Regions from separate parts of the Homo sapiens genome. Here region 2 is linked to region 1. A link is a contact called in ENCODE Hi-C data. All regions are on one chromosome and are shown on one strand. The core of a region is the stretch at or near the end of the contact, and the rest is flanking DNA. Distances in the headings are between cores, read along the strand shown.

The links. A loop is a pair of places that touch in the nucleus more often than their neighbours do. Pooled maps may share reads with other maps.
Region 2: a loop to region 1 is called in a map of endothelial cell of umbilical vein, with 12 times the contacts of the local background. The contact joins two enhancer-like sites. A Hi-C loop is called at or near these places in 3 of 168 maps with a recorded cell type or tissue (ascending aorta, chondrocyte and endothelial cell of umbilical vein) and 4 of 50 pooled maps.

The regions. Positions count from the first base shown.
Region 1 is chr3:172,314,700-172,320,224 of GRCh38, forward strand. All of the region lies in intron 11 of FNDC3B (fibronectin type III domain containing 3B), which reads left to right. Among named protein-coding and RNA genes, the nearest start is that of GHSR, 130 kb to the right of the region's middle. RefSeq lists an enhancer at 1-885. Within about 2 kb of position 3,397, at least 26 of the 41 ENCODE cell types and tissues checked have a DNase peak (open chromatin) inside an H3K27ac peak, as active enhancers do; they include ascending aorta and endothelial cell of umbilical vein, where a contact is called at or near this core.
Region 2 is chr3:171,870,885-171,876,409 of GRCh38, forward strand. TMEM212-AS1 (TMEM212 antisense RNA 1) reads right to left here. Exons shown (of 3, transcript NR_046852.1): 3 at 5,468-5,512. Among named protein-coding and RNA genes, the nearest start is that of TMEM212-AS1, 27 kb to the right of the region's middle. Within about 2 kb of position 3,492, at least 9 of the 41 ENCODE cell types and tissues checked have a DNase peak (open chromatin) inside an H3K27ac peak, as active enhancers do; they include ascending aorta and endothelial cell of umbilical vein, where a contact is called at or near this core.

The DNA of each region.
Region 1 (5,525 bases), core at 2,147-4,646:
AAAAAGAGCAGCAGCCTTTATTTCTGCTGAGATTAGGAATGCTGTGCCGAGTTGACCTTCATGGGAAGATCCACCTTAATCAGCAGCTAACTATATGCTGGGCTCTGAAGTACAAGGGCAGGTGGAACCCTAATGGGGAGCAGAAAACAGAAACGCATTACAGTACAGGGGAAATCTGATCCACCATCTCTCCTCTCTTAAATTCACTGTCATTAATTTTGCATCACTGTAGCATAGAATTCACTTGGAAATTACTCATTAATAGTTCTATACTAGGGTTAACTGCCTGTTATTTCTCCATTAATAACTAACTAGACAACATCTTAATTTTTAAATCAATACAAGAAGTTACTATGACTATGAAATGGTAATTAGCAGCTAAAAACGGAATTTACAGCCGGGCGCGGTGGCTCACGCCTGTAATCCTAGCACTTTGGGAGGCCCAGACGGGTGGATTGCCTGAGCTCAGGAGTTCGAGACCAGCCTGGGCAACACGGTGAAACCTCGTCTCTACTAAAATACAAAAAATTAGCTGGGCATGACAGTGGGCGCCTATAGTCCCAGCTACTTGGGAGGCTGAGGCAGGAGAATTGCTAGAACCCGGGAAGCAGAGGTTGCAGTGAGCCAAGATTGCACCACTGCGCTCCAGCCTGGGCGACAGAGCGAGACTTGTCTCTGAAAAGAAAAAAAAGGAATTTACAGGTGTCATTGGCTTTTCAGCTGTGGCCTTCAGTTTCGATTTTCACCTGAAACAGGTCAGTTTTTATTACTTGAGAAGGTGTGGCCATTCCTTGCCAAGTTCCCTTGTGGTGACTCGTGAGCTTTAGTGTTTAGAGCCATGGGGTTTAATAACTGACCCCGCATTTTTGTAGATTTTTAGCCGCTTTCCTCCTTCAGGAGACACCCCATTAGGAGCAGAAAGGCAGAAGGTCATTTTCAAGTCTTTTTCACTTGAACGTTAGATGAGTCACATCACATTTTTATTTCAGTGTCCCCGCCCCCGTGTTTACACTTTAATCTACAAGCACTTGTCATTCTGATGGGTAGCAGAAAGCAGATCAGAAGCTCCTAAAAAGGAGCTTGGTTAACAGCAAAACAATGACTAGATGCTAGATTTTTCAAGGTATAGGTTCTTTCCACAATGGAGAGTCAGTGAGAGGGGGAAGGCGGACACCATGCTTGAGACACTATACCCGTTGGCCGCACCCACACTAATCCCTTTGACTGCCCATCTTTTTTGGGCACCCTTCCAAGCTACATTGACCCTGCATTGCTTCTCTTTTCCTTCTTCTTTCTTCTTCTTTTTTTTTTTTTTTTTTTTTTTTGAGATGGAGTTTTACTCTTGTTGCCCAGGCTGGAGTGCAACGGCACAATCTCAGCTCACTGCAACCTCTGTCTCTCAGGTTCAAGCGATTCCCCTGCCTCGGCCACTCGAGCAGCTGAGATTACAGGCGTCTGCCACCACACCCAGCTAATTTTTATATTTTTAGTATGTTTCACCATGTTGGCCAGGATGGTCTCCAACTCCTGACCTCAGGTGATCACCCAGCTCAGTTTCCCAAAGTGCTGGGATTACAGGTGTGAGCCACCATGCCCAGCCCTGCTTCTTTTCTTGATGACATATCACTATCTAGCAGAGGTGGGAGTTTTTCTCTAGAAGAAGCTATGGGAGAAGGATTGAGGATATAGAGGGCTCTAGGTTAGGGAAGGGCTTTTAGGAAAAAAAAAACTAGGAACCTCTGGGTTGAGTCATTCATAAATGTCTGCCCAGTCTGTTTTAATGTTCCTAAACAGATCGTGATCTGGCCTTATTCTTGAAAACTTGAGTAAAGGAGTGAATTTTAATGGGCAAATAAGAACTTTTTATTTTAGAAAAAATTAGTTACATAAAGAAAGTATTTATGCAAAGTTGGCTTGTTTTAAGTTCTGCCTTAAGATATTGTTTTAATTTGAACCATACAGAACACTAACTGGTGCTGCTGCAGCTGTCAGAACAAATACAGGTCACCTAAGATCTTGCTATGAATATGTGGCATGGATTCATATTGATGATATATATCAATGATATGATGTTTATCTAAAGAAACCTGAATTAATCGTCTCAGCTTTGTCTCTGTCTTCATCCATTTTGTGCTGCTGTAACAGAATACCTGAGACTGGTTACTTTATAAAGAACAGAGATGTATTTCTTACAGTTCTGCAAGCTGGGAAGTTCAAGGTCAAGGACTTGTATCTGGCAAGGGCCTTCTTGCTGTGTCCTCCCATAATAGAAGACAGGAGGGCAAGACAGCGCAAGCGTGAGAGAGGGAAGGGAACCAAACTCGTCTTTTTATCAGGAACCCACTCCTGTGATAACAAACTCACTCCTGTCAAAATGGCAATGCATTTGTGAGGATAGAGCCCTTGTGACCTAATCACCTTTTCAAGGAAAAAAAAATGACCACCTCTCAACATGTTGCATTGGGGATTAATTTTCTTTTTCTTTTTTTCTTTTTTTTTTTTGAGACAGAGTCTTGCTCTGTCGCCCAGGCTGGAGTGCAGTGGTGCGATCTCAGCTCACTGCAACGTCTGCCTCCCGGGTTCACGCCTTTCTCCTGCCTCAGCCTCCCGAGTAACTGGGACTACAGGCGCCTGCCACCACGCCCAGCTAATTTTTTTGTATTTTTAATAGAGACGGGGTTTCACCATGTTAGCCAGCATGGTCTCGATCTCCTGACCTCGTGATCCGCCTGCCTCGGCCTCCCAAAGTGCTGGGATTACAGGCGTGAGCCACCACGCCCGGCCGGGGATTAATTTTCTAACACATAAACATGGGGGACACATTCAAACCATAACAGTTTCTAGTTACTCATGGTATACCCCAAGCAGGTAATTTAACGCCTTAGCCTCGGCCTTTCCACTGGAAAAACAGTGTCAGTTATCTCACGGGTACGTAAGACTGAATGAGATAAGTTGGACAACAGCCGATTCAGTGTAACGATTGTTCCATATTGTTGATATAAGTTTACCTAAGCAGATGCTAAGATCTGAGATAGGGACAGTCAACAATTAGAACAATCATGTATAAGGAATATGACATTCTTCTGTCAGGAACTTAAACAAGAGCCCTGAGGTTTATGTCACTTGTTTGAACTAAATAAAAACTGATGTTAGTGCTATCGATGGATGTTAACTTGCTATTAGCCTAACTTCTGGACATGACATGCAGGGCACAGAATAACCAGAAAAAGCACTTTGTGGGAATGTGACTACTGGAGTCCCCAAAAACCTTCCTCACTTGTGACCCAGCTAGCCCAAAAGGAAGTTCACATCTGGATACACAGAATAACCAGAAAAAGAGCTTTGTGGGAATGTGACTACTGGAGTTCCCAAAAACCTTCCTTACTCATGACTCAGCTAGCCCAAAAGGAAGTTCACATTTGGTTTCCCTGGTGACTAATGAGCCAACACAGCTGTAAAACACAGTGGACTAAGAATGAAACAGATGCCACAGAAATCAGGGGAAGCATAATTAAAAGTTGAGAGAGGAGAAAAGGCCAGCAGCCGGTAGAACCCATGCCCCTGGGGAGCCATTAGCAGGTCAGGCCAGGCCAGGCAGGCCCAGCAGTCCTGTCACAGAAACCTCCTGAAGCAGGTGGCCAGCCCCAGATTGCAGCTTCTTGGACTTCTGTATCATTCAGGAGGAGCCTTGTTTAGGGATTGAGTTGGCCCCGTAGAAGATAATCAGTAAGAGATCAATTAATCAGACTCCTGCTTAGCTCAAGTGTTGAATAGTTCATATGGATGATCTCTCATAATCCTTCTGAGTGAATTTGCACAAACCTTTTCTGGTTAGATAACAACTGTTCTGAGAATGAAGGGAATGGAGCAGCTACAAGCACAGTAATTAACTAGGTCCCACAGCATGGATGAAGAGAGCCCCCTGAGAATTTGCTTGACTCCAGCTCTCTAAGGTGCCACACTGCCTTAGGGTGGACAGTGTGTTGGTTGGTTTCATGACAAAAGCCAGGAAGGTCAGCTTTCATTCCCCTGCCCAGGCCCACATGCACTTTGGTCATTCTTGGCAACTGTGGGGATTGGAAAGTGGGGTTCTAAGTTCATTTTGGCTCTGTCCATCAGAGACCATCTTTCACATGAGTGCCCACTGCCATGTCTTACGGTTGTTTCAGAAAGCCAAGAGAATTGCTGCCCCACTATAGCTGCTATTGAAGGAAACTAAGCCAGGAAGGATTGAATAACTCAGAGGCATCTTTAGGTGCCACTTCATGATTAAAAGGAGCCCCCTCTTTTAGGGACCTCAGTCTCAGAGATCCACACACCTGTAGCAGATTCTCTGCCTTCTCTCTTTTACCATTTCTCGCATGTGTACATGATGAGGTTGTGTGTTTGGGAAGCAAACTTGATGTGGAGCTTCTTGCTGAGGCTAAATTATAAATCTCCTCTTGGTTCCTGACACCTGATTTATCAACTCGCCTTTGTCATGGCTTCTCATCGTGAGCTGGAAGAAGACTGCCTTGGGCCTTCACTAGGTGGATGGACCAACCCCATCCATCCCTTGGTTCATTTGTAAATTGTACTAACAGTCTGTTCTGAAATTAGGCCCTCGGCTCCCTTGCTCCCCCTTCCCTGAGACAGTCTTAACACATCGATCCTCTCAAAGCATTTGAAAACAGATGAACCTCAATATTTGGAGAAATACATAGGAAAATTTTCTTTGTGTGTTTGTTTAAACCAGAAGACCTAGTGATCATCCTTGGCTATTTCAGGCAGCCAAGCCTCCCCTCTTACAGAAAAGCTAGTGTGCTGAGGGATAAAATGCCTCCCTGTTTATTTGGTAACATGGAACCACAAATCATCCCACCCACTTTTCTTACCTTTGAAACATCCTCTGTGCCAGAGCGTGCAATAAAATGAAAGAGGCGTCCCTGGGGGAAGAGTGGGGTTTGGCACGAGGAACTTCTGAGTCCACCCAAATGCAGAGTGTCCCTCCCTCCCTGTTAGGAGCCTCTTATATATGGTTATGCTGAACACATACGTGCTCTTTTATTTCTGAAGCCAACATTGGTCTTTGATGTTGCCTAGGATCAGCCGGTGCTGGAACAGCTTCTAAATATAGACACTCTAGCAGACTAAATCTTAGAGTCTGGCCGTAGTTCAGTTGGCCAGTGCAACTTTATTTTTTATGTATTGTTGCCGTTTCTGACAGGTTGAACTATACTATTAACAGAGAATGGCCAGCCCAGAATCCTTCAGCCCATGTCTGGATTCAGCAGCCATGGGCCACAAGCACGTGACAACTGATAACCAAATTCATGGAACTTATTTAGCAGACAGTCATCAAACCTGGTAAGAGCAGCTCAGGAAGGCAGCAGGCATGGCTGTGGAAGAATCTGAAAGAGGCCGGGCTCAGTGGCTGACACCTGTAACCCCAGTACTTTGGGAGGCCGAGGCAGGTGGATCACCTGAGGTCAGGAGTTTGAGACCAGCCTGACCAACATGGTGAAACCCTGTCTCTACTAAAAATA
Region 2 (5,525 bases), core at 2,242-4,741, 440 kb before region 1:
TTTATGACACATGAAAATTATATCATACTCAAATGTCAGTGCCTGTAAATAAACTTGTATTAGAACATAGCCATGATCACTTGTTTATATATTGTCTATGGCTGCTTTAACACCACAATGGTAGAGGTGAATAGTTGCAACAGAAGTTGCATAGCTCACAATACCTAAAATATTCATCGTGTGGCCCATTACAGAAAAGTTTGCTGATCCCTTTTCTAGAAACTTGATATGCATCTATGAAGAAAACAGACAAAAAATGTGGAGTCTATTTTCAAGCAGAAGAACACAGAATAAATAATAAACATAAAAAATTAAACAGTATATTAGAAGAGGGTAAGTGCAGTGTAAAATAAAAAAGAGACTAGGAAAGGTCGGACGGGGAGTGTGGGGGTCAAAAGAGTAGCAGATTGCAATACTACATTTCATTTTATGTCTTCCTAGCCATAGCTTAAATCTTACCTAAACTTACAGCAGGAGTATTTCAAATCTAAAATCAACTTACATGTCATAGGGAATGTACCATGGAATCTAAGAATTCTCCAAGAAAGGGTAGAGAGAAAAAGTGGATTTGCATTTCCATGCCAAAGAGCAGTGGTTTGTCGGAGAAGAATTGTTTTCACCATTATTTATGAGACATGGAGAACCTGGTGTGCGGTGGCACTTCTGAAGTCAGACAGTTTGAGGTTTAATTATCTCTTCTGTTACTAATCATCTGACTAGCCTTGAGCAAACTGATAGCAAACCTCTCTGAGCCTAAGGTTCCCCATTTATAAAATGGAGATAACCCCTACCTCACACGTTGCAAGAATGAAAAGGATATAATTTCTCATAAGAGTCCGACACAGGGCATACAATTGATAGGTGCTCAAGAAATATTCCTCCCCCTCACTCCTAATGAAATTTAAATTCTTGGCTCCCTATCAAAGAATTTGCATAGTGCCCTTTAACCTTCTGTTAATTTTTGAAAACCTCCAACCCAATCCAAACCAGACAAAACTAACAGCAAATGACCAACAAGAGTATTCAACAGAGAGCTTTCCCGCTTCCTTAGACAGGCGCATCCACGAAAGTGATGGCTTTTCCTGTTTTATGATTATGCCAGATTATTTCATTACACATGTATTTCTTTTTTATATCTTTCTGCCACCCCCTGTCACCACTACCACCAATTTTGTTCTCTGTTGATTCCTCTTAAATCCTTAAGTAGGACCATGATGCAGTTGTCTGAGTCATCCTTCCCTGGGTTCCTATGACATTAAAAAAAAGGCTAAATTAAATGTCAGAAGAGACACTTTCTTTTCTTTGATAAACTATAGAAATAAACACGTCTCTTTTTTTCTTCCTGGGGTCAAAAGAATGGACAGTAAATTTGGAGCAGTGTTCCTCCTAAATTTGCCTTATATGTGATCTTTATTTTGAAATATTTACAAAATAATTTTGATCTTTAAACTCTTTCCCTCTATGTCCTTATAAAATAAAAATTTAAATAGTTTTACATGTTAGCCTTTTAAAATTAACTTTTTTCTGATTTATATATTATGACATAAAAATTGAAATTATATTATTATCGTTATAGAAATTTTAAAATTCGAAATATAAATTTACAGTGAATGAATGTTGTCTTGAAGTTTCTCTTGTTCCTTGTGTGGTGTTTCATTAAACTGTAATTCCGTATTACCTAAATTGAGGAAACGTTTTTCTCAGCTTTTCTTCATTGCCATTACCAAAGTGACTCAAAATCTTCAAAGCACAGTTAAAACACTGAATTGTGCCGTAATGAGAAGGGCCTTCTGCATAGGGAGTGTGACCCTCCCTCCTAGACTCTCTGTCTCTTGTCTTTGGCACTCATGACAGTTTAATAGTTAGAAGGCACCTTCAAGGTCCGTTAGGCCAACTTCTCATCAAATGTCCCAAGGTCTATATGCCCCTTACAGTTCAGCCATTCCCAAGAGGCAACCCATTCAGCTATTAAGTAGCTCGAAATGTCCAGGTTCTTTCTTCATTTGGTTAGAGATCTGCTTCTTACATTCTTTATGTCTTGGTCCTGCAACTGTAGTTCTTTATAGCATAATGCAGTGGTTCTCAGATTGTGGTCCCCAGACCAGCAGCATCGGCATCACCTGGGAACTTGCATGAACTGGAAAGTGTGGGCTTGGGTCTCATCAATCTGGTTTAGGAAGTTGAACTCCAGATGACAATGATGCACACTAAAGTCTGGGATGCACAGATGTCCTATAGTAGAAAGTGGGTGGGGCTTTGGAATGAGGAACCCCTGGCCCAGAAACCCAGATCCTGGCCCTCTGTGATCTTAGGGCAACCCCTCAGTTTTCTCCTGGTCAGATGGAGCTGATGGGGGCAGCTAATTCACAGGCGTGCTGACAGAATTCAATGATACCCCATAGGTAAAGCACAGAGCAGAAAATCCAACATACTGTGAGCACTCAAAATCGGCGTGTAGTGTTATAGAGTCATGCAACGCATTTATTGGATGCCTTTGAGTAACAGTCTACATAGAGTCCATGCGTTTGATAATTAACAAGTTGAGAAAAAAGTTTACATATAACACTCTAGACATGAAACTGTTAAATACCTTCATTTTACAGATGAAAAATCCGATATTCAGAGAGGCTAAGTGACATGTTCAAAGGCACACAGCTGGTCCTACAATTGATGCCTTAGCAGCCTGAGCTCCAATTCTTGATAAAATGCCCAGTGGTCACCTTAAATTTCTTCAGAACAGAGTGGGATATAAATAAGAAAGCAAATATAAGCAAATAAATAACCAGAACACCCAATAATGGGTACGAATGCTCAAATAATGTGAGCATGATGCAGTTACTTGAGTCATTCTTCACTGGATTCCTGTGACATAAAAGGAAGTCCTGTGATTGGTGTCTGGAAGTCCTGTAAGTGCCTCCCAGCCCCTGGCTCTTCAGTCAACACATGTTTATTTGTCACTTTAATGGAGCAATAAAATATCTAGTCCTGGGTCTGGTGATTACACAAGTAGGGACTTCAAATGTGTCAGTATATTATCTGAATTACTTTAATATTTTTGTACACAATTCTGAGGAGTACAAACAGATACAAAACTTTTATGGTACCAAGTGAAGTAGTCCAGTACCATGTCTTTTAGGTTAACCGAAATCCCAGGTATAACATTAAAAATTATATTCAGATATCATGAAATATGTGGGGGTATTTCTTGCCCTTACAGTTAACAAGAAATGAAGAGTCATTTTGCTGTGCCCTTGCCTGGGAGAACTAAAAGGTTATTTCTTGCCTTCATATGCCACAAAAGTCTGTTTCACAGACTGGAAGGAATAAGCATCTTTACTTTAAACAACCTGCTTCCAGTTTTGTGTGGCTGTTGATATTATAGAACCAGTGGCAGAGGCCAAGGCAGGAAAATGGGCTGGGTTACTTATAACTCTTTGAATGTGGACACATCAGCTTGCGGGAAGGAAACTATTTAAAATGGGGCTTAGGGAAAGGGGGAAAAAAATCCCCTTTTCCCATATGAGATTCTTCCACGGTGTTGTCATGCAATCTTGAAAACCTCCATAGAACAGTAGATCACTCTCATTGGATATATGCAAATTTTCTGAGACCCAGTGGTTTCCTGCCAGGAAAAACTTATAATAACAGAGCAAGAATGCAATTTGAGCCCTTGCTTTCTGAAATCCCTGAAAGAACAGACTCATTCTTGACAGGGCAATTTCAGCCCTTGACATTCCAGGAAATAGCTCCATAATGTCATTTGGGCTGGGCTTGTAACCAGTCCTAAGATGTGGAGACACAAATGCAGCATGTAAGATTTCAAATATCAGTTCAGGGACCATTCTTGATTTTCACAGGGAGTTTAACAACAAAAACCACCAACAGAAGAAAACACAAGCAAGACATCCTAATTAAATTTAACATTGTCACTACTAATTAAACCCAATATAGGAAGAGGAAGGGTTTCTGCCAAGAAATTACAGACACATCCTGAAGCCTATTTCCTTTCCATTTCCTAGGTACTGGGTCCATGCCATAACCAGGATGTGACACCCAAACAAGACTGTATTTTGATCATTAATATATACGCATAAGTTAACCCCACCCTGGGGCCTCAAAGGCCTTTATGAGATGTGCTGGTCTTCGCATTTCGATGTGTTTCATTTTCTCTGGGTTCAGTACAGTTGAAAAAGGTTATGAGACTCAGGTTAAAAGTCAGGAAACGGATCAGGGCCCTATACTATGACATCATTTTCTTGCAATGCAATGAAGCAATGACATTTCCTGGAGGAAAAATTATTAGAGATGACAGGCAGCCTCAGTTATCTCCAATATTTGGAGTGGAAGGTGTCAAGCCTGCAAGCCTCCAGCTCCAGCCTCCTTCCCTGCTCTTCCTTGGCTGGGCCTTCTCAAAGGTGAAGCGAGAGAGAAAGAGAGAGCGAGAGACCAAGCCCACTTCCATTTTTTTTAATAGTCCTGGTATATTTTTAAATGAAGATATGCTAAAACTTAGTTATAAAAACTGTGTGATTTTTCATTATTAAAGCAATTAACACTCTACAACAAAAAATATGTGTAATATAAGCTTGCAATTTACAAAATAGTTTCCAGATTTATTTTTTAAAGTGACATCTAGGCAGAGCTACCTGGTATGACTGTGCAGGTCGACCAAGGGGAAGAGCGGGGATTAAAATCTGGTTCACAATTGCCAAACCTGGTGCAGGGCTGTATCTGCCTTTTTCTGATTCACACAAATGTTACACCACAAGTGATAGGTTGTCTTACAATAGGGCATAGGTTTAAGTGAACGATGAACCAGTTTCGTGCTTTCAATCTTAAGTATCTCTCTGACTGTAGGAATAACATATCTTGGGGGTATCTCCAGAAGTATAAATTTAGGGAGCTGCCTAATTGTGAGTCCTGGGACAAATGAGCCTCCTGGCAGGTCACCCCAGGCACATAGGGAATCTTTTCAGATTTACAAAAAGGTGGTGTTGATGAGACAACACAGGCTGTGTGAAACACGTGGTTTGGAGAACAGGAGCCCTGGGCTAGGTTTCAGCCTGGCCAGGTGCTTTTGTGCAAATTGTACAATTGTAGTGACACTACTGGCCTCCCATATGGTAGACCTTGACCTGGACTCCACATGCAGACGGACCTGCTCCAGCTCTTAAAAACCAGTTTAGAGACCTGAATCGAAGCCAGAAGAGTTTAAGGGCTTAAGTCAACACACTGAGACTCCACATCAAACCACTCTTGCTTCTCCATCTCTGCCTTTATGACTGGGTTTAGATAACTGGGCTTCTGCTACATACCTCTGTTCCAGTGTCTGGGTGCCCGATGAGTAATGCCCGAAACTGGGTGTCTAGTCCACTTACCATGCCCCTTCTGGGGACTGCAGGAATGTTCCATAAACAACAAACTGAGGGCTCCAGCCTTTGGACTCTTTTTTCTTCTACTTGTCCTCCCACTTGGATTCTCCTGGGAGTTAGCAGAATCCATCAAGCAATAACTGCAAACATGAT